2 separate regions of the Homo sapiens genome follow, and region 1 is linked to region 2. Evidence: read pairs that join two places in POLR2A ChIA-PET (ENCODE). Cell type or tissue: HepG2. All regions are shown on one strand. Links, peaks and the distances in the headings refer to the core of each region. The heading gives the core; the rest is flanking DNA. Region 1 holds the start of ENTPD2 (ectonucleoside triphosphate diphosphohydrolase 2). Region 2 overlaps FBXW5 (F-box and WD repeat domain containing 5).

The links. Peaks named below come from ENCODE experiments on the same cell type or tissue, not always from the same donor. Only the 100,000 strongest peaks of a DNase experiment are listed, where the experiment ranks them.
Region 1: POLR2A ChIA-PET joins it to region 2 with 12 read pairs; 12 of 35 experiments call an interaction of 5 or more read pairs at or near these places.

Annotation. Positions count from the first base shown.
Region 1 is chr9:137,052,735-137,061,831 of GRCh38, reverse strand. ENTPD2 (ectonucleoside triphosphate diphosphohydrolase 2) reads left to right here and starts at 7,771. Exons shown (of 9, transcript NM_203468.3): 1 at 7,771-7,951. The coding sequence starts at 7,835. LOC105376327 (a long non-coding RNA gene) reads right to left here. Exons shown (of 2, transcript XR_930455.2): 1 at 8,957-9,097; 2 at 8,457-8,822. RefSeq lists silencers at 7,536-7,615, 7,716-7,785. In HepG2, for the core only: a CTCF peak has its summit at 2,927 (motif pointing right); DNase peaks (open chromatin) are centred at 4,551, 6,031, 6,591 and 7,641; H3K4me3 peaks cover 2,634 bases.
Region 2 is chr9:136,932,332-136,942,759 of GRCh38, reverse strand. FBXW5 (F-box and WD repeat domain containing 5) reads left to right here. Exons shown (of 9, transcript NM_018998.4): 5 at 65-213; 6 at 294-714; 7 at 1,076-1,223; 8 at 1,297-1,509; 9 at 1,589-2,325. The coding sequence ends at 1,832. Among named protein-coding and RNA genes, the nearest start is that of FBXW5, 7.2 kb to the left of the region's middle. RefSeq lists enhancers at 4,090-4,702, 4,703-5,316. In HepG2, for the core only: no CTCF peak of the experiment used is centred there; DNase peaks (open chromatin) are centred at 4,469 and 8,309.

The DNA.
Region 1 (9,097 bases), core at 1,098-9,097, 120 kb before region 2:
AGCTGAGATGGCACCACTGCACTCCAGCCTGGGCTACAGAATGAGACTCCGTCTCAAAAAAATAATATTAATAAAATAAACATGTATCGGTCGGGTGCAGTGGCTCACACCAGTAATCCCAGCCTTTTGTGAGGCAGAGGCGGGAGGGTTGCTTCAGCCCAGGAGTTTGAGGTCAGCCTGGGCAATACGGCAAAACCCTGACTCTACCAAAAATACAAAAATTAGCCAGATGTGGTGGCTCATGCCTGTGTTCCCAGTTACTGGGGCTGCTGAGGTGGGAGGATCACTTGAGCCCAGGAGTTTGAGGTTACCATGAGCTATGATTGTGCCACTGCACTCCAGCCTGAGTGACAGAGCAAGACCCTGTCTCAAAATAAATAAAAGAAAGAAAAGAGAGAATTCGAGAAAGCCCAGACTTTTGGAATTTTTTTTTTTTTTTGAGATGGAGTCTCGCTCTGTCGCCCAGGCTGCAGTGCAGTGGCGCGATCTTGGCTCACTGCAAGCTCCACCTCCTGGGTTCACGCCATTCTCCTGCCTCAGCCTCCTGAGTAGCTGGGACTACAGGCGCCCGCCACCACACCCGGCTAATTTTTTGTATTTTTAGTAGAGACGGGGTTTCACCGTGTTAGCCAGGATGGTCTCGATCTCCTGACCTCATGATGTGCCTGTCTCAGCCTCCCAAAGTGCTGGGATTACAGGCGTGAGCCACCACGCCCGGCCCAGACTTTTGGATATTAAAGCAGACACGTCTAAACAACTTATGTGTCAAATTTAAAAATTAGCCGGTGTGGTGGCGCGTGCCTGTAGTCCCAGCTACTCAGGAGGTGGAGGTGGGAGGATTGCTTGAGCCTGGGAGGTCGAGGCTGCTGTGGGCCAAGATTACATCACTGCACTCCCGCCTGGGTGGTAGCGTGAGACCTTGTCTCAAACAGACACACACACACACACACCAATAAAGGTATAAATAGCTTTTCCTCTTTCATGAAAAGAATAGTAAAATAGGAAACAAACATGACAGAAACTTGGTTGAGAAAAAGTACACAAAATTTCTGGCTAAATTAATCAAGAAAAAAGAGATAAGGCACAAATAAATGATATTAGGAATAAAAAAGAGCAAAATAGTCACACATGCTGCAGAAGTTAAGCTGATTCTAAGAGGATATTTTAAATGAGATTATGCCAATTCAGCTGGAGTGGGTAACTTCCTAGAAAAATACAAAATCAGCCACATGGGCAGGCTTACGCCTGTAATCCCAGCACTTTGGGAAGCTGACGCGGGAGGACTGCCCGAGCCCAGGAGTTTGGAACCAGCCTGGGCAACACAGGGAGACCCTCCACCTCTACAAAAAATAAAAAAATTGTCTGTGTGTGGTGATGTGCCCCTGTGGTCCCACCTACTCGGGAGGCTGAAGTGGGAGGATCACGTGAGCTCAGGAGACGGAGGTTGCCGTGACCTGTGATTGCACCACGGCACTCCAGCCTGGGCAACAGAGTGAGTCCCTGTCTCTAAAAATAATAATAACAAATCTCAAAAAACAAAAAAGAAAGAAAGAAAAGAAAAAAATACAAAATTGGCTCAGGAAGAATAGTTAATAGGGGTCTGGCCCTGTAACTATCAAAGAAATGGAAACAGTACTGTAGAAGCCAGCACAGTGGCATATGCCTGTAGTCCCAGCTATTCCAGAGGCTGAGGTGGGAGGATTTTTGAAGCTCAGGAGGTTGAGTCTAGCTTGGGCAACATAGTAAGTCTGGTCTCTAACCCATCTCTTAAAGACAAAACAAACAAAAAACTTCCCACAGAAAAATTGGGCCTAGGTGTTTTTTTTTTCAGGCAAGTTTTTTTTTTTTTTTTTTTGAGACAGAGTCTCGCTCTTTCGCCCAGGCTGGAGTGCACTGGCTCGATCTCGGCTCACTGCAAGCTCCTCCTCCTGGGTTCACGCCATTCTCCTGCCTCAGCCTCCCAAGTAGCTGGGACTACAGGCGCCCACCACCACGCCCGGCTAATTTTTTGTATTTTTACTAGAGACGGGGTTTCACCGTGTTAGCCAGGATGGTCTCAATCTCCTGACCTCGTGATCCGCCCGCCTCGGCCTCCCAAAGTGCTGGGATTACAGGCGTGAGCCACCGCACCCGGCCTTTTCAGGCAAGTTCTACCATAAATTGCAGGAACAGATAATCCAAATATTACGCTAATTTAAAAAAAATTAAAGCAATTTTTTTGTTTGTTTGTTTTTGGTAGAGACGAGGTCTCACAATGTTGCCTAGGCCGGTCTCCCAAAGTACTGGGATTACAGGTCAGACCATCATGATATCAAAACCATAGAGGAGGCCAGCCACGGTGGCTCACACCTGTAATCCCAGCACTCTGGGAGGCCGAGGAAGGTGGATCACCCGAGGCCAGGAGTTTAAGACCAGCCTGGCCAACATGGGGAAACCCCGTCTCCACTAAAAATACAAAAATGAGCTGGGTGTGGTGGCACATGCCTGTAGTCCCAGCTACTCACGAGGCTGATGCACAAGAATCCCTTGAGCACGGGAGGTAGAGGTTGCAGTGAGCTGAGATTGAGCCACCGTACTCTAGCCTGAGTGACACAGCAACACCTTGTCTCAAAAAAAAAAAAAAGGCAAAGGGAAGCCAGCCATGGTGTGGACCTGTGGTCCCAGCTACTGCAGAGGCTGAGGCAGGAGGACCATTCGAGGCCAAGAGTTTGAGGCCACAATGAGCTATGATTGCACCACTGCAGTCCAGCCTGGGCAATAGAGCAAGACCCTGTTGCTAAAACAAACAAACCAAAGGCCTGTTACCTACTTACAGGGAAGAGGCAGCAGGTGGCAGGGGAGGGGAGAGACTGTTACCAAAACACCAGGGGTTCAGTCCAGGTCCTGCTGTTCGCTGCACAGAAAGCCAATCACGGAGACCAGGAGCACCGCCAGGGGGAAGGCTTTAAGCCGGCCGCAGCCAAGGAGATGGGTGCTCAGTCTCAAATCCGTCTCCCTGACCCACTGAAATTAGGGGTTTATAGAGCAGGGAAGCCACGTAACTAGGTGTGAGAAAACAGGAATTAGGGGCAGCTGAAGAAGAGGAGTTGGTCAACAGGAAGCTGGTGGTTGGCCAGGCAATCTTGACAGCTGGGGGGTCTGGTGTCTCATTGTCAAGATACCGTGATCTGGTGAGTTTTAGCTCTTTCATTCTATCTGGGGGCCTCATGGTTGGTTTTCTGAGAAAGGAACTCAAATAGGACAAATGTCACTTTCTCAAATTTTAAGACTAGGAGGATCAATTTCTGTGTTTATTCAAAGAAACCATAAACATCAGTTCCACGGGACAATTGAGCCGGTTTCAAAATCAAAGAAGGCCAAAGCCAGGCAGGGTGTGGCACACACCTCTAGTCCCCAGCTACTCAGGAGGACTGCTTGAGGCCAGGAATTTACCAGCCTGGGCAACATAGTGAGGCCCCGGTCTCCAATAAAAGGAGATGGGGGGCTGGGTTTGGTGGCTCACGCCTATAATCTCAGCACTTTGAGAGGCCAAGGCAGGTGGATCACTTGAGGTCAGGAGTTCGAGATCAGCCTGGCCAACATGGCAAAACCCCGTCTCTACTAAACATACAAAAATTAGGCTGGGCACGGTGGCTCATGCCTGTAATCCTAGCACTTTGGGAGGCCGAGATGGGCGGATGCTCAGGAGTTTGAGACCAGCCTGGGAGCAACACAGTGAGACCCCGTCTCTATTAGAATGCAAAAAAATTAGCCTGGTGGCACACGGCTGTAGTCCCAGCTATTTGGGAGGCTGAGTCAGAAGAATTGCTTGAACCAGGAGGCGGAGATTGCAGTGAGCCGAGATCACATCACTGCACTCCAGCCTGGGCAACAGAGGAAGAGTCTGTCTCAAAGTAAATAAATAAAATAAGATAAAATGAAATAAAATGCTCACAGTGCCAGCTAGAGCCATCGTTCAGAAAAGAATTTGGCACTTGCTAGAGAAGCAGAACACACACTTGCCTGACAACCAGCAGTTCAGATCCGGGATGCTCCCCAGAGAAGTGCTCTCAAGAGCACACATGCGGCCGGCGCAGCGGCTCACACCTGTCACCCCAGCACTGTGGGAGGCCGACGCAGACGGAGAGGCCGGGCGCGGTGGCTCACACCTGTCATCCCAGCACTGTGGGAGGCCGAGGCAGGCGGGTCGCCTGAGGTCAGGAGTTTGAGACCAGCCTGGCCAATATGGTGAAACCCTGTCTCTACTAAAAATACAAAATTAGTGGGGAATGGTTATAGGCGCCTGTAATCCGAGTTGCTCAGGAGGCTGAGGCGGGAAATCGCTTGAACCCAGGAGGTGGAGGTTGCAGTGAGCTGAGATCGCGCCACTGCACTCCAGCCTGAGCGATAGGGCCAGACTCCACCTCAGATAAAAAATAAAATTAAAAAAAAGAGTGTATATGTGCAGAGCAGCAATCTCAGCAAAGCCTAAAGCCAGACACTGTGTGTTCACCAGCTGCAGCGACACGCCGTCTGCATGTTCTCACTCACAGGATGGAATACAGCAAGGAACAAACAAGCCACACCTCTCAGTGTCAACAGGGTGAATCCCAAACGCGTAACGTGAGTGAAAGAAGCAAGTCCCAGAACAGCACGTCCAGCACATCAGAGACCACCAATGGGGTCCTGCTGCCACCCTGGCATTGCTCTTACCAACTGTGCATATGTGCACCTCCCATTCTGTTGTGTCTCCGACCTCGAACAGGACAGCACAGGCTTCCCCGCCTCCCGTGGGCCTTTGCAAAGTCTGCTCTCCCCAGGCCAGTGGGTGCCCTCCCCACAGGGCTCCCTGTGCATGCATGGAGCCTGGCGTGCTTTGGGCACCCAGGAGTACTACTCAGCAAGCGTTTGTTGAATGACTTAATGAGCACCTGCAGAAAGGGAGCAGTGAGTGAAAGGCCTTTCACAATTAAACCATCAAGGTGTTTCGGCCACAGCACAAGTTTCTTTTTTTTTTTTCTTTTGAGATGGAATCTCGCTCTGTCGTCCAGGCTGGAGTGCAGTGGTGCAGTCTCAGCTCACTGCAACCTCTGCCTCCCAGGTTCAAGCGATTCTCTTGCCTCAGCCTCCCAAATAGCTGGAATTACAGGTGTCTGCCACTACAGCCGACTAATTTTTTTTTTTTTTTTGACTCGCTCTGTCACCCAGGCTGGAGTGCAGTGGCGCGATCTTGGCTCACTGCAAGCTCCGCCTCCCGGGTTCACACCATTCTCCTGCTTCAGCTTCCCGAGTAGCTGGGACTACAGGTGCCCGCCACCACGCCCGGCTAATTTTTTGTATTTTTAGTAGAGATGGCATTTCACTGCGTTAGCCAGGATGGTCTTGATCTCCTGACCTGATGATCCGCCCGCCTCAGCCTTCCAAAGTGCTGGGATTACAGGAGTGAGCCACCGCGCCCGGCCCACAACCGGCTAATTTTTGTATTTCTATTAGAGACGGCGTTTCACCATGTTGGCCAGGCTGGTCTTGAACTCCTGACCTTAAGTGATCCACCTGCCTCAGCTTCCCAAAGTGCTGGAATTACAGACGTGAGCCACACAGCACAAGCTTCTGATGTGGAGACTGAGGCAGGGCAGCCAAGATGTCAGCAGGCCTCAGGAAAGCCCCCCTCCCTGGGAGGTCTGAGCCCTGCGTGGGCGGGAGGCTCCGAGTTCCCTCCCCCAGGGGTTCTCCCCTAACCTCTCTGCATCCGCATGTTCCCAGCTCAGCCGGGGTCATGTGCAGCACATCTGGAGGCCCCATCCCCGAGAGGGTCCTGGAAGCCGAGAGCTGCCCCACCCAGAGGCCCCTCCACCCCTTCAGCTCCTGCCAGCTTCCCTCTGACGCTCTCCCAAGTCTGCCTTCCAGGGTCCCTGAGTCCATGCCAGGAAGGGGCGTTCCCCCGCCCTCACTCCGTCTCAAAGAGAGCTCAGCCTCAGCCTTTGTCCTGGCCGCTCTGGGCTCCCTGCCTCTCCCTCCGCAGGCGAAGCTGGGCACTCGGCCATGAGCCTGTCTCCCCGGGGCAGAGTCCAGCTCCCCTCTCCCTCCCCATCCTCTCAGGCCTGGCAGACCTCCCACTCCCTGGCTTGAGCTTTTTGTCCATGAAAAGAGTCCAGAACACCAGGAAGCCCCGCTGGGCCTGGAGGGAAGCGGGGTACCGCAGGCCAGTGGGGGTCGCAGCACCCTGCCTCTGGGCGGCCTTTGTTCCTTCCTTTTCAGGCATGATGTGCACTGTGCGTGCCTCTCCCTCCTCTGGGCGGTCAGGGGTGGAAGAAAGGCCTGGGGTGTGTGGGGGGAAACTGGGGCCTGGGGCCTGGAGCTTAGCACCGGCAACACCCAGAGATTGCCTGCTGGAGCCCCGCCAGGCTGGGCTGTGAGGCTGAGGCAGCAGAGAGGCTTCCCAGGGTTCCCACCCCTCCCTTTGGGGTCCTGAGCTGGAAGAAAGATGCCTTTACTGGGCCTGTGGCGCCAGACCCTCAGCCCAGGCAGCAATCCCAGCACAATTGTCACTGCCCGTTCCAGAAGGCCGGGCATGGTCTGGACCCTGCCCCATGGGGCTGCCCTTTGGGCCCCAGCAGCCTGCACTCCCTGGTGGCCTTGCCTCGTGGCTCCCTGACGCTGTGTGGCTGGAATTATTGGGACAAGAATTCCCACTTTGCAGCAGGCGCAAAGGGGGTGGCCCCTGGCCGGGCTGGGATGCGGGGCCTGTGAGGCTGCAGAGCCGAAAGGCCAGCCATGTCGTGGGACGGAGGAGCAGGGCTTGCGTCTGGGGCCAGCTGCGCTTCGCCTGCCCCAGCCGTCCCCAGAAGCCTGTTGCTGACCCGCACCCCAAGCTTGGCCTGGGGACCCTCTTCCTTGCCTTTCAGGCCACGTAGAGGCCCCACCTGTTTCCGTCCTGGGGAAGCCTCCTCTGGCCTCCGCAGCCCAAGCCTCTGTTCCCCTCAGGCCGAGGGGGCAGCAGGCGCGGCTGAGGCCCTGGGCTGGGAGGTATGGACCTTTGGCCCGGTCTGTGCTGCTTCTCCTGTTTCTCGGCTCGGTGTGACCTGGGCCGTCCCTCCCCTTCCCCGTTCCTGCGTCCTCACCTTCACCTCAGTACAGGGCCCAGGTGAGGTGGATCTGACTGGGCCTCAAGGGTAGTTCTGGCCTGGGTCAGCTGCGTGTCTCTGGAGCTGACCTGCGCTGGCTCAGCGCCGCAGGCTGGCGGATCCTTGCTGGCCGGGAGGGCATCCCGCAGGCCAGCCTGGTCCTCACCAGCCCTGGGAGTTGGCGCTCAGGGCCCTGCTCCACAAACAGGTGCTGACCCTCGGCTTCCTCCTGAGTCCCCAGCCCGGGCCCCGCGTGGCTCCGCAGCCGACAGTGCCTCATTCCTGCAAGCGAGTCTGGCCTCCTTTCCCGGGCCCGGGAAAAGCGCGGCTCTCCAGCACAGGACCCTCCGAGCCAGCCTCGCCCGCCCACCCCCACGCCAGGTCTCCTGCCTCCACGGCCGGGGGATCCCCTTGCTGAGTGGGCGGGAAGGGGAAGGTGGGCCATAGCCGCGGGGCGCCCGGGCTCAGACCCGGGAGCCGGGGGGCGGTGCTGGTGACTCAGCCGCGCCCGCGTCTCTCACCTGCGCGGGCCGGACGGCGGAAGCTTGGGAGCGGAGGCGAAACCTGTCCGCCCGTGGGCGTGGCCGGTGATGGGCGGGCCCGCCCGGCCTCCCGCCCCTCGTCCCGCCCCGGGGCCCCTACCCCGCGGTCCCGCGGCCCCGCCCGCCTCCGCCTCCGGCTCCCCGCACTCTCCGGGTCCACGCATCGTCCTCCCGCGCGCCCGCCCGCCCATGGCCGGGAAGGTGCGGTCACTGCTGCCGCCGCTGCTGCTGGCCGCCGCGGGCCTCGCCGGCCTCCTACTGCTGTGCGTCCCCACCCGCGACGTCCGGGAGCCGCCCGCCCTCAAGGTGCGCGCCCGGGCACCCAGCGCACGTCTGGGGAGCAGCGGGCCGGGCTTGGAGCCGGGGAGGGGGTGCGGCTGGGAACCTGAGCAGGATCAGCCCGGGACCCCCACCGTGCTCTGCTCCTGGCGGGCTGGGTGGGGTCCCGGGTTCCGCGCTCTGCGCTCCCCGACCGGGTACGCGGAGGGGGCGGGGGGCGGTGGCGCTTCCAGGGCGACGCGGTGCTGAAGGAACAAGTCCCGGGAGTTCCGCGCCCGCCGCCGAGTCCGTCAACGCAGCCCAGGGGCTGTGTCCCCGCTCCCGGGATAGCCCAGCGATGCCCCCTGGGTGCTGCCGGACGCCCGCCCCCAGGCCTGTGCGGGCCCCCAGGGGCACTCCGGGCCACTTCTGCCCTGTGCCGCCGCCCCGGAGGGTGCGGTTAGAGCCACATCGACTGGGTATTCAGCCCAGATGGGGATCCACAAGCCCCAGGACCCAGGGCCCCCGCCAGGACACGAGAGTGGCCCAGAAAGACAGGAGGGCTTGACCGGAGCAGCCCTGGCCGGTCCTCAAAAGGTTGGAGCAGGCTAGCCTGGATCTCCACTCCAGCAGGCCCAGGGACCTCCTGGTCGGCCCCTTTAACCCTTTATTGGGCTTGTAGGGGGGTGGGGTGGAGAGCCAAGTCCCCCAGCCTGATGGGGAGTCAGAAGCAGGGAGCTCTGCGGCCCTGCAGGACGGCCATGTGGCGGTGCACGCGCTGACCTGTTGATGCTCTGGGCTCTGGGGAAGCCTTGGTCGGGATGGACTGGTGCGGCCCTCTCGGAGGCTGGAATTGGCGCCCGGGCCTGGGAGGCTGGTCCCCAGCTTTCCAGGTGGATCCAGGATGCTGGGGCAGGAGCTGGAAAAGGGCATTTACAAGCTCGTGCCACTCAGGTCTGCAGGAAGGCCCACCCAGCACCCCCAACAAGGCAGGGCCAGCCTCTCTCTCTGGCCCTGGCTTGGAGGCCTAGGGAGAGTGTCTTTAGAGCTGACCTGGCTCTGAGGCCCACGGCCAGCCTCGGTGGACCTTCTTCACCTGGGGCCCTGCCTCCTGCATCCTCAGGTTGGGCTGCCGTCAGAGGAGCTGGAAGGAGACAGAGGAGGAAGGAAGAGGGGAGGAAGGAAGAGGGACTC
Region 2 (10,428 bases), core at 1,314-9,313:
GGCGGCGGGTTGACCCTGCCCCCGCCCCACGCCGACAGCCTGTCCAGCCCCGGCCTCCCCACAGACTCCTTCGCGCTGCTGTCCCGCGTGCGGAACAAGCCCTATGACGTGTTTGGCTGTTGGCTCACCGAGACCAGCCTCATCTCGGGGAACCTGCACCGCATCGGAGATATCACCTCCTGCTCGGTGCTGTGGCTCAACAATGCCTTCCAGGTGCGTGCGGGGCTAGGGGCGGGGCTGCCCTCCTGGGGCCTGGCGCCCGGCGCCCACCTGGCACGTGCCCCCGCCCCCAGGATGTGGAGTCAGAGAACGTCAACGTGGTGAAGCGGCTGTTCAAGATCCAGAACCTCAATGCCAGCACCGTCCGCACGGTGATGGTGGCCGACTGCAGCCGCTTCGACAGCCCTGACCTGCTGCTGGAAGCCGGTGACCCGGCCACGTCCCCCTGCCGCATCTTTGACCTGGGCAGCGACAACGAGGAGGTGGTGGCTGGCCCGGCCCCCGCCCACGCCAAGGAGGGCTTGCGGCACTTTCTGGACCGCGTGCTGGAGGGGCGGGCGCAGCCACAGCTGTCGGAGCGCATGCTAGAGACCAAGGTGGCCGAGCTGCTGGCCCAGGGCCACACCAAGCCACCCGAGCGCAGTGCCACAGGCGCCAAGAGCAAGTACCTCATCTTCACCACTGGCTGCCTCACCTACTCCCCACACCAGATCGGTACACCCCTGCCGCCATGCTGCCCGCCTCGGTCCTAGGAGCTTGGGGGAGGCCGGGCAGGGGTCCTGAGGGGCAGACAGCAAGCAAGTCCACAGGCAAAGCTGGGATCGTTCACTCGCCCCTGGGGTCACAAGCCCAGACCTGGGGCCTGTGGGATGAGCAGTGAAAACAAACGCAGGCAGGGCCGCTGGCCAGCAAGCAACCGACGGGCCTGATTCAGGTCTGGGGCCCCCGGAGCAGGCAGTGCCCACGGACCTCTGTGGTGCTCACAGCCCCAGAGACACCACTGAGGTAGGAAGCTGCCCTGGAGTGATGTCCTTGGGGCATTGGACAGGGACCCTCACCGTAGCCCTCCCTGCAGGCATCAAGCAGATCCTGCCACACCAGATGACCACGGCAGGGCCCGTGCTGGGTGAGGGCCGGGGCTCCGATGCCTTCTTCGACGCGCTGGACCACGTCATAGACATACACGGACACATCATCGGCATGGGCCTGTCGCCCGACAACAGGTGGGCCTCTTGCCAGTGTCCCAGGCGGGGTGCCCGCAGGCGGCCCACACCTAGCACAGTGCCCCTCGCCCAGGTACCTGTACGTGAACAGCCGCGCCTGGCCCAACGGTGCGGTGGTGGCCGACCCCATGCAGCCGCCACCAATCGCGGAGGAGATTGACCTGCTGGTGTTCGACCTCAAGACCATGCGGGAGGTGAGGCGGGCTCTGCGTGCGCACCGCGCCTACACGCCCAACGACGAGTGCTTCTTCATCTTCCTGGACGTCAGCAGGGACTTCGTGGCCAGGTGCAGGGCGCGGCGTGGTGCAGGGCGGGTGTGGGCAGCAGCGGGCGGGCGGCCGGCTCACCCAGGCGCTGTTCTGCAGCGGGGCGGAGGACCGGCACGGCTACATCTGGGACCGCCACTACAACATCTGTCTGGCCAGGCTGCGGCACGAGGATGTGGTCAACTCAGTGGTCTTCAGTCCCCAGGAGCAGGAGCTGCTGCTCACGGCCAGCGACGACGCCACCATCAAAGCCTGGCGCTCCCCACGCACCATGCGCGTCCTCCAGGCACCTCGCCCACGGCCTCGCACCTTCTTCTCCTGGCTTGCCAGCCAGAGGCGCTGAGGTGTGCTGGGTGCACTGGAGCCACCGGGACCCCTTGAGGACATCGCCAGGCTCTGTGGCTTTTTCCCGAGCGGGAGAGGTGGAGATGCTTATAGCAGTTACGCCTTAGGAAGGGGACAACCAGGCCCCGCCACACGCTCACACACAAACCTGCTCACGCAGCTGTGATGCTTGGCACGGGGTGGCCAGTGCAGATGGAGCCCAAGGCCCCCTCGGCCTCCTGGGCAACTTGGGGTACACAGGATACTGGGGGTGCCGCTCCTCACTCAACCCCAGGCTAGGGGTACACCTGACCCAGCTGGCCTCGGCCCGGGGCACCTTCGGCTGGTCCTGTGGGGCCCTGGACGGTGGCCCAGTGGTGGCAGGGGCTGCTCCTGGCTGTGGTTGTGCGCCCGGGGCTTGGGAGCGGCCGGTCACGCTGCTGTGGGCCCGAGTGTGTTGCATGTCCACGCACCACCCGTTCAGGGCCCTGAATAAACAGTTGGCAACAGCACATTGTTGTCCAGTCTCTGTCTGCAGGGAGGGAGACTGTGGGCACTGCTGGCACAGTGGAGTGGACCTCATGGTCACTGCTGACGGGTGACGCTGTTATTGCTGGCACAGTGGTCCTACTGGAGTGAATGTTGCAGTCACTGCTGACAGGTGACATGTGCGTCTGAGGTCATGTGCTGGTGCCAGACTTTGTCACACTGCCCTGTCCTCCATGACCTCCAGGGAGATGCCTGGCACATGTGCCGGGGCTGGCAGCATGCAGGGCCTGCCGTCTGGGTCCAGGGTCAGTAGGCCACGTCACTCCCAGTGCCAGGGCAGCCCCCCCAGTCAGTCCCGTCCTTGAGGGAGTTCCTCAGCTGCTGGGTCCAGAGTCGGCAGGCTGCGTCGCTCCCAGTGCCAGGGCAGCCCCCACAGTCAGTCCCATCCTTAAGGGAGTTCCTCGGCTGCTGGGTCCAGAGTTGGCAGGCTGCGTCACTCCCAGTGCCAGGGCGGCCCCCCACAGTCCCGTCCTTGAGGGAGTCCCTCGGCTGCTGGGTCCAGAGTCGGCAGGCCGTGTCGCTCCCAGTGCCAGGGCGGTCTCCACAGTCAGTTCAGGCCGGCGAGGATGGGACCAGGGGCCCAGAAGTGGGAGCAGAGGTGGAGCTCCAGCTGGACCCCACAGGCTTTGTTGGAACTGCACCGGGAGCTCGGGGGCCCGGGGCGATGGTGGTGACAAGGAAGATGGCAGGAGTAGAGCCTGGCACTCGGGTCAGCTGCCCATTATAGGAAGCACACAGAGCTTGTGGCTCCAAACATGGCAGCAAGCAACCCCGTACAGAGAAAGGACGCAGAGGAGACGAGTGAGTGTCGAGGTGATGGTTCCCCTGAGCCACGTGGGCCGCAGGTAGAGACCCTGGGGCTGAGCTCGAGCACCGACGGGATCAGGGACAGCACCACCGAGAGAGGCTGCGCCACCCAGAGGGACGGAGCCTCTGCCCTGCCAACTCCTGGTCTCCAGCTGGGAAGCCCTGGGGACCACTGCAGTTCATAATAAAACCCCCAACGTGGGCGAGAACAAGGAAAGGAAGGAAGACACACCAAAGACCCCCAGACAAGATAAGCTGCCCTGAGACTAACACCCTCAGAAGGGAGCTGACAGATTCTGTAAATGCAAGCACACCACGGGCAGGCTCCAAAGAATTGAGCAATTTCCTGAAAAGGACTTACCTACGTTCACATTCAAGGAGACTAACAAAAACATTCCTATGCACCATAAAACAAAAGTGGGGACAGAAATCAAGAGGACTTGGACATTTCAAAATAAAAAGGGAGCCAATTAGACACTGGAAAATGACAGGGCGAGTGACTGCATCAAAAGCTTGATACGTAGGCCGGGCGCGGTGGCTCACGCCTGTAATCCCAGTACTTTGGGAGGCCGAGGTGGGCAGATCACGAGGTCAGATCGAGGCCATCCTGGCTAACAAGGTGAAACCCTGTCTCTACTAAAAATACAAAAAATTAGCCGGGCGCGGTGGCGGACGCCTGTAGTCTCAGCTACTCGAGAGACTGAGGTAGGAGAATGGCGTGAACCTGGGAGGCGGAGCTTGCAGTGAGCCGAGATTGCACCACTGCACTCCAGCCTGGGCGACAGAACAAGACTCTGTCTCAAAAAAGGAAAAGAAAAAAAAAAAAATCTTGATATGTGGAAAGTGCTGGACCAGACAGACTCGACGAGAGGACCAGGCAGCAGAAGATGGCACAGAGGAGACGAAAGAAACACAGCCCTGGGAGGGGAATGGAGCGGCATGCATGCCCCCACCCCATCTACGGGGCAGGGGTGGAGACCCAGTGTTTAAAGAGAAAGTGACTGAATTAGCAAAAGAACAGAAGTCCTCAGAAAACATATGCTGAGGTCAGGCCGGGCGTGGTGGTTCATGCCTGTAATCCTAGCACTTTGGGAGGCCGAGGCGGATCACTTGAGGTCAGGAGATCAAGACCAGCCTGGCCAACACGGTGAAACCCCTTTTGTACTTAAAAAAAAAAAAAAAAAAAATTAGCCGAGCGTGGTGGCACACACCTCTAATCCCAGCTACTCAGGGGACTGAGGCAGGAGAATTCATTGAACCCGGGAATGAGCTGAGATTGCGCCACTGCACTCCAGCCTGGGCGACAGAGTGAACTCTGTGAAACTGCAGCTATGAAACTTGTGCACGGGGCCTGGAGCAGCTGCCAGAGAGCTGGGTCAGGGAGCAGCAGCAAGATCCCAAGTTTCGCAGAACTGGTGCTTGACCTAACATCCATGACCTGAACTCCACGCAGCCGCAACACCGGACGTGAGTGCTGGGGCCAGGCAGAAAGCCCAGAGCAGCCCTAAGGGCCAGGGAAAGGAACCCACGCCGATGCGCAGGGTCAGTGAGGCAATGCCCTGGGTTTACCCTCTTCTCCATTCTTTTGTGACCCTGATGGCAGTGGGAGTGGTGGCTACAGGAACCCATCAGAGCCAAACTTGGGGCCAGAAAGTCCCTCACAGCTCAGTGCGGCTGTATTGAGGGTGGGACCACCCCCATTAGCTTTCCTCCCCTGTCCTCCTGCCACATAGACTCCAACGCGGCCCAGTCAAGGGCATGTCACTGTCTGAACTGACAGTGAGTGAGCCCAGCAACCAAACCCAGCGTGGGGAGCTTGGGAAGCACCCACATGGGGTGGCTGTGGATGCCGGGCTCAGCTCACATGCAGACACATGGGTCTAATGATCACACCATGGACGTGGGGAACTGCAGACCAGCCTTGGGTCCCAGACCAAAGACCAGCAGCTCTGAAGACAGGAGTCCACGCAGGTGGGAGCAGTGTGGGCCCAACCCTCACAGGACCAAGTGCCTGCTAACCAAAGACACCCACGCAGGTGGGAGCAGTGTGGGCCTGACCATCCCAGGACCAAGTGCCTGCTAACCAAAGATACTCATGCGGGCAGGAACAATGTGGGCCCAACCTTCACAGGACCAAGTGCCTGCTAACCAGACTTCAACATTTCCCACAGGATTCAAACATGACCCAGATCTCATAAAGTCATATTCAAAATGTCTAGAATATAGCCCAAAATTGCTTGACACACGAAGAACCACAACATTTCAACTTGCAGCTGGGCACCGCGGCTCACACCTGAAACCCTAGTTCCCTGGGAGGCCACGGCTGCAGGGAGCAATCACCGGGCCGCTGCACTCCAGCCTGGGTGACAGAGACCCTGTTTCTAAAAAATAAAAATAAAAAATAAAAGATTCAATGTGCAAAGGTAAAGACCCATAAATTCTATTTCCCAAAAACAATTAGTAGCTTTTTTAAAAAACCACACAACAAATTTTTATTATTTTTTAATTTTTGTAGAAATGAGGTCTATGTTGCCCAGGCTGGTCTCAAACTCCTGGGCTCAAGTAATCTTCCAGCCTCGGCCTCCAGAAGTGCTGGGATTACAGGCGTGAGCCACCGCACCGGCCAACACAATTCTTAAAAGGCACTGGGATTCCTCTGCTTCAAGATCATTACTAGGCTAGAAAAATAAAGCTTGTTCTACCAGAAATCACAAGTAAGAACTGAGTGTTCTCCAAGGCAGAAATTGTAGAGTCTAGTGCCATTTCAGGCAACGATGACTAAGCTCTGAACCCCAACATCCACAGCTGCCCATCAGAACACTTAAACCAGCTCGGAACAGACCAGCACAATTCGGCTTCATCAGACAAGGCCACCGTGCTCTTCTAAGATGCTAATAACCCCAAACAGGAGGTGCTGAAACCAAATGAAAGACAGTCTTTGAGGCTAGCTGCCACACCAACTGTGAGTTCCTTGTTATGTCCCCCTTCTATAACATTAATCAAGGAAATATTTTACTGCAAAGAGTATTTTATATGCCACTAGCCATGAATTTTTGTCATTAGTTACTACATAAATGTCACCTAGTGCCTGCCATTATCCACATGGCACAACCATTTTATGTCTACAATTCACTTCTGTATTTACAAACAGAATCTTTGTGATTCCCATAAGTACATTAGCAAAGGTTTAACATCGAGATGCAATCTAACATCCATAACCTCCATTGTTTTGCAGACAGCAATGTAGGAGAGAGAGATTTTTTTTTTTTTTTTTTTTTTTTGAGACAGAGTCTTGCTCTGTCGCCCAGGCTGGAGTGCAGTGGCGCGATCTCAGCTCACTGCAGGCTCTGCCTACCAGGTTCATGCCATTCTCCTGCCCCAGCCTCCCGAGTAGCTGGGACTACAGGCGCCCGCCACCATGCCCGGCTAATTTTTTTGTATTATTTTAGTGGAGACGGGGTTTCACTGTGTTGGCCAGGATGGTCTCGATCTCCTGACCTCGTGATCCGCCCGCCTCGGCCTCCCAAAGTGCTGGGATTCCAGGCATGAGCCACCATGCCCGGCTGAGGATTGTGTTCTTTAAAACAGTTTTATTTGGATTTACAAAATCTGAACACCTTACAATCATTGCAGATGAACATTATGCCATGGCCCCAGGTAGATGCACCCTGAACAAAAACTCACACTTCCCGATATGCAGGGGGAACCTGCAAGTCCTCACCAACCAAACGCCAGGCTTGGGAGGAAGTGACACAGACACAGATGCTGAAATTATCTGACAAGGGCTTTAAAGTAGCTACTATAAATATGCCAGAGCAAGCAATCACAAACATTTTGCAATGGATGTAAAAATATGAAAGTCTCAGCAAAAAAATAGAAGATGTAAAAAGGACCATTCATACCAAGATTAGGTATCTATAAAAAGAGAAGGAAAAAGGCTGGGCACGGTGGCTTACGCCTGTAACCCTAACATTTTGGGAGGCCAAGGCGGGCAGATCACCTGAGGTCAGGAGTTCAAGACCAGCCTGGCCAACATGGTAAAATCCCGTCTCTACTAAAAATACAAAAAAAAAAAGGCCGTGTGCGGTGGCTCACGCTTGTTAATCCCAGCACTTTGGGAGGCCGAGGTGGGCAGATCACAAGGTCAGGAGGATCGAGACCAAGTTCCAGCTACTCGGGAGGCTGAGGCAGAATGGCGTGAACCCAGGAGGCGGAGCTTGCAGTGAGCCGAGATCGCGCCACTGCACTCCAGCCTGGGCGACAGAGCAAGACTCCATCTCAAAAAAAAAAAAAAAAAAAAAGACAGGTTCTCACTCTGTTGCCCAGCCTTGAGTCACCAGTACAGTCATGACTTACTGCAGCTTCGACCTTCAGGCTCAAGTGATCCTCCCACCTCAGCCTCTCAAGTAGCTGGGACCACAGGCATGCACCACCACACCCAGCTAATTTTTATATTTTTTGTAGAGATGGGGTTTTGCCATGTTGTCCAGGCTGGTTTTGAACTCCTAGGCTGAAGTGATCCGCCTGCCTCGGCTTCCGTAAGTGCTGGGATTACGGCGTGAGCCACCATACTGGGCTGCAGCCTCTTTTTAAGGGCACGAATCCCATCCACAAGTGTTGCACCCTCATGATCTAAAAAGTCCTGCCTCCAAGTACCATCACATTGGAGATTATGTTTCAACACAGGAAATTGGGTGGGGGGGGCACAAACATTGTCTTCTCTTAGTCTGTTTTTGCTGCTATAACCGAATACCTGAGACCAGATAATTTATAAGGAATAGAAATTTATTGGCTCACAGTTCTGGGGGCTGGGAAGTCCCAGAGTAAGGTGCCAGCGTCTGGTGCAATCCTTCTTGTTGTGTCACTGTGGAAGGTGGAAGGGCAAGAGAGGGCCAAGCTCATCTTATTATACCAGCACCAATTCCAGCCTATCTTCCCTCTGACCTAATCACCCTTTAAGGATCCCACCTCTTAACACTGTTACAATGACAATTAAATATTAACATGAGTTTGGGAGATAAAAACATTCAAACCGTAGCATTCCATCCCTGCCCCTACACCAATTCATGTTCTTTTCACATACAAAATATACTCATTCCATCCCAATGGCCCCATTCAAAAGTCCAAAGCCCAGAGTCTCGTCTAAATCAAACATGGGTGAGACTCAAGGCATGATTCATCCTGAGGCAACTTTCCCTCCACTATGAGCCTGTGAAATTAAACAAGTTACGTGCTTCCAAAATACAATGGTAGGGCAGGCATAGAACAGACATTTCCATTCCAAAGGGATAAATTATAAAGAGGAAAGGAATAACAGGCCTCAAAAGCATGTCCAAAGTCCAACAGGGAGAATACTACTAAATCCTAAGGCTTGAGAATCATCATCTTTGACTCCAAATCCTGCCTTCTGCACGCCGTGGGGTGCGGCTGGGTCCTCAGGCTCTTGGGAACCTCACCCCTAGAGCTTTGCTGGGCTCAGACCTCACACAACTCTCTTAGGTTGGAGTCTCGTGCCTTCAGCTCTCCCAGGCTGGCAATGAACACTAGAGGCTCTCCAGTTCTGGGGTCTCAGGGGTGGCCTTATCCCCAAGGCTCTACCACATATTGCCCTAGTGTGGGCTCTCTGCCATGGCTCTGGCCTGGAGACTTGTGACATCCTGTGTGACACCCAGTGGATGAAGCCATGTCCCCACAGCTCCTGCAAGGCTGCAGAATCGACACCACCAAGGCTTATGACTTGTACCTTCCCTGGGTCCACATGAGACAGGCTGGAGTGGCTTAGGGGGTCTGCACTGGAATGCAGACAGCCAAGACTTGGGGTGGCCCTGGCCAGCAGGCTCTAAGGTCCACACCCTACACCTCTCTTTTGACATATTTCCTTCCCAAAGGCCTTGGCACTCTGGGCCTGTGGTGGGAGGGGCAGCACCAGGAATCTGAAATGCCTCTGGGGCCATTTTCCCACTGTCCTGATGAGCAGCCTCTGGCTTCGTTCTGTCCATACTAAGTTGCTTGGCCACACACTTGGTCTGTTCTCCTAAAGACATCTTATTTACTCCCTAAATGGGCAGGCTGAAAATCCTTACGATCCCTATTCTTTCCTTGTTAATTATAAATTCCATCTTTAATTCATTTCTCTTCTCACATCTTACTCTCTGCAGTTAGAAGAAAACATGCCACACCCTGAGTATTTCTTCAGCCAGATATCCCAGTTCCTTCCACAAAGGAAGGACTGGGCATGGACACCGTTCAGCCACGTTCTCTGCCACTTTATAACTAGGATGGTCATTCCTCCAGTTTCTGACACCTTGTTCTTCATTTCTGTCTGAGATCTTACCAGAATGGCCTTCACTGTCCAGATTTCTACCAACATTCTGACCATGACCACTTTAAGTATTCTCAAAGAAGCTTCAGACTTTCCCTACAGTTCTCTTCTGAGCCCTCAACAAAATCACCCTTTACACTCCATGAATGGCATCTAAGCTTCTTCTCGCTCCTCCAAACTCTTCTGGCCTCTGCCTACTACCCAGTTCCAAAGCTGCTTCCACATTTTTCGAGCATTTGTGATGACAACAAACCCACTCCTGGTCTCGATTTTCTGCCCACAGCACCCTGATACCAAAAACCAGACAAAGACAATACAAAAGACAATTATAGACAAATGTCCTTCATGAACAGAGATGCAAAATCCTCAAAAAAAATTTAAATCAAATCCAGCAATATATAAAAGTGATAGTGCACCATAACCAGGTAGGGTTTATTCCAGGAATGCAAGGTTGGTCCAATATTTGAAGATCAACATAAGTCACCATATTAACTGTACAGGAGAAAAACCACATGAACATATCACTTGGTATAGAAAAAGCATCTTTTTTTTTTTTTTTTTGGAAGACAGTTTCCTTGTTGCCCAGGTTAGAGTGCAATGGCACGATCTCAGCTCACTGTCACCTCCGTCTCCCAGTTCAAGCAATTCTCCTGCCTCAGCCTCCCAAGTAGCTGGGATTACAGGAGTGCACCACCATGCCCAGCTAATTTTTGTTTTTAATAGAGATGGGTTTTCACCATGTTGGCCAAGCTGGTCTCAAACTCCTGACCTAAGGTGATCCGCCTGCCTCGGCCTCCCAAAGTGCTGGGATTATAGGCATGAGCCACCAAACCCAGCCATTGAAAAACATCTTGATAAAATGTCTAGTCATGATAAAAAAAAAAAAAAAAAACCCTAGAAGCAAACTAGAAGTAGAAGGGAACTTGCTCAACCTGAT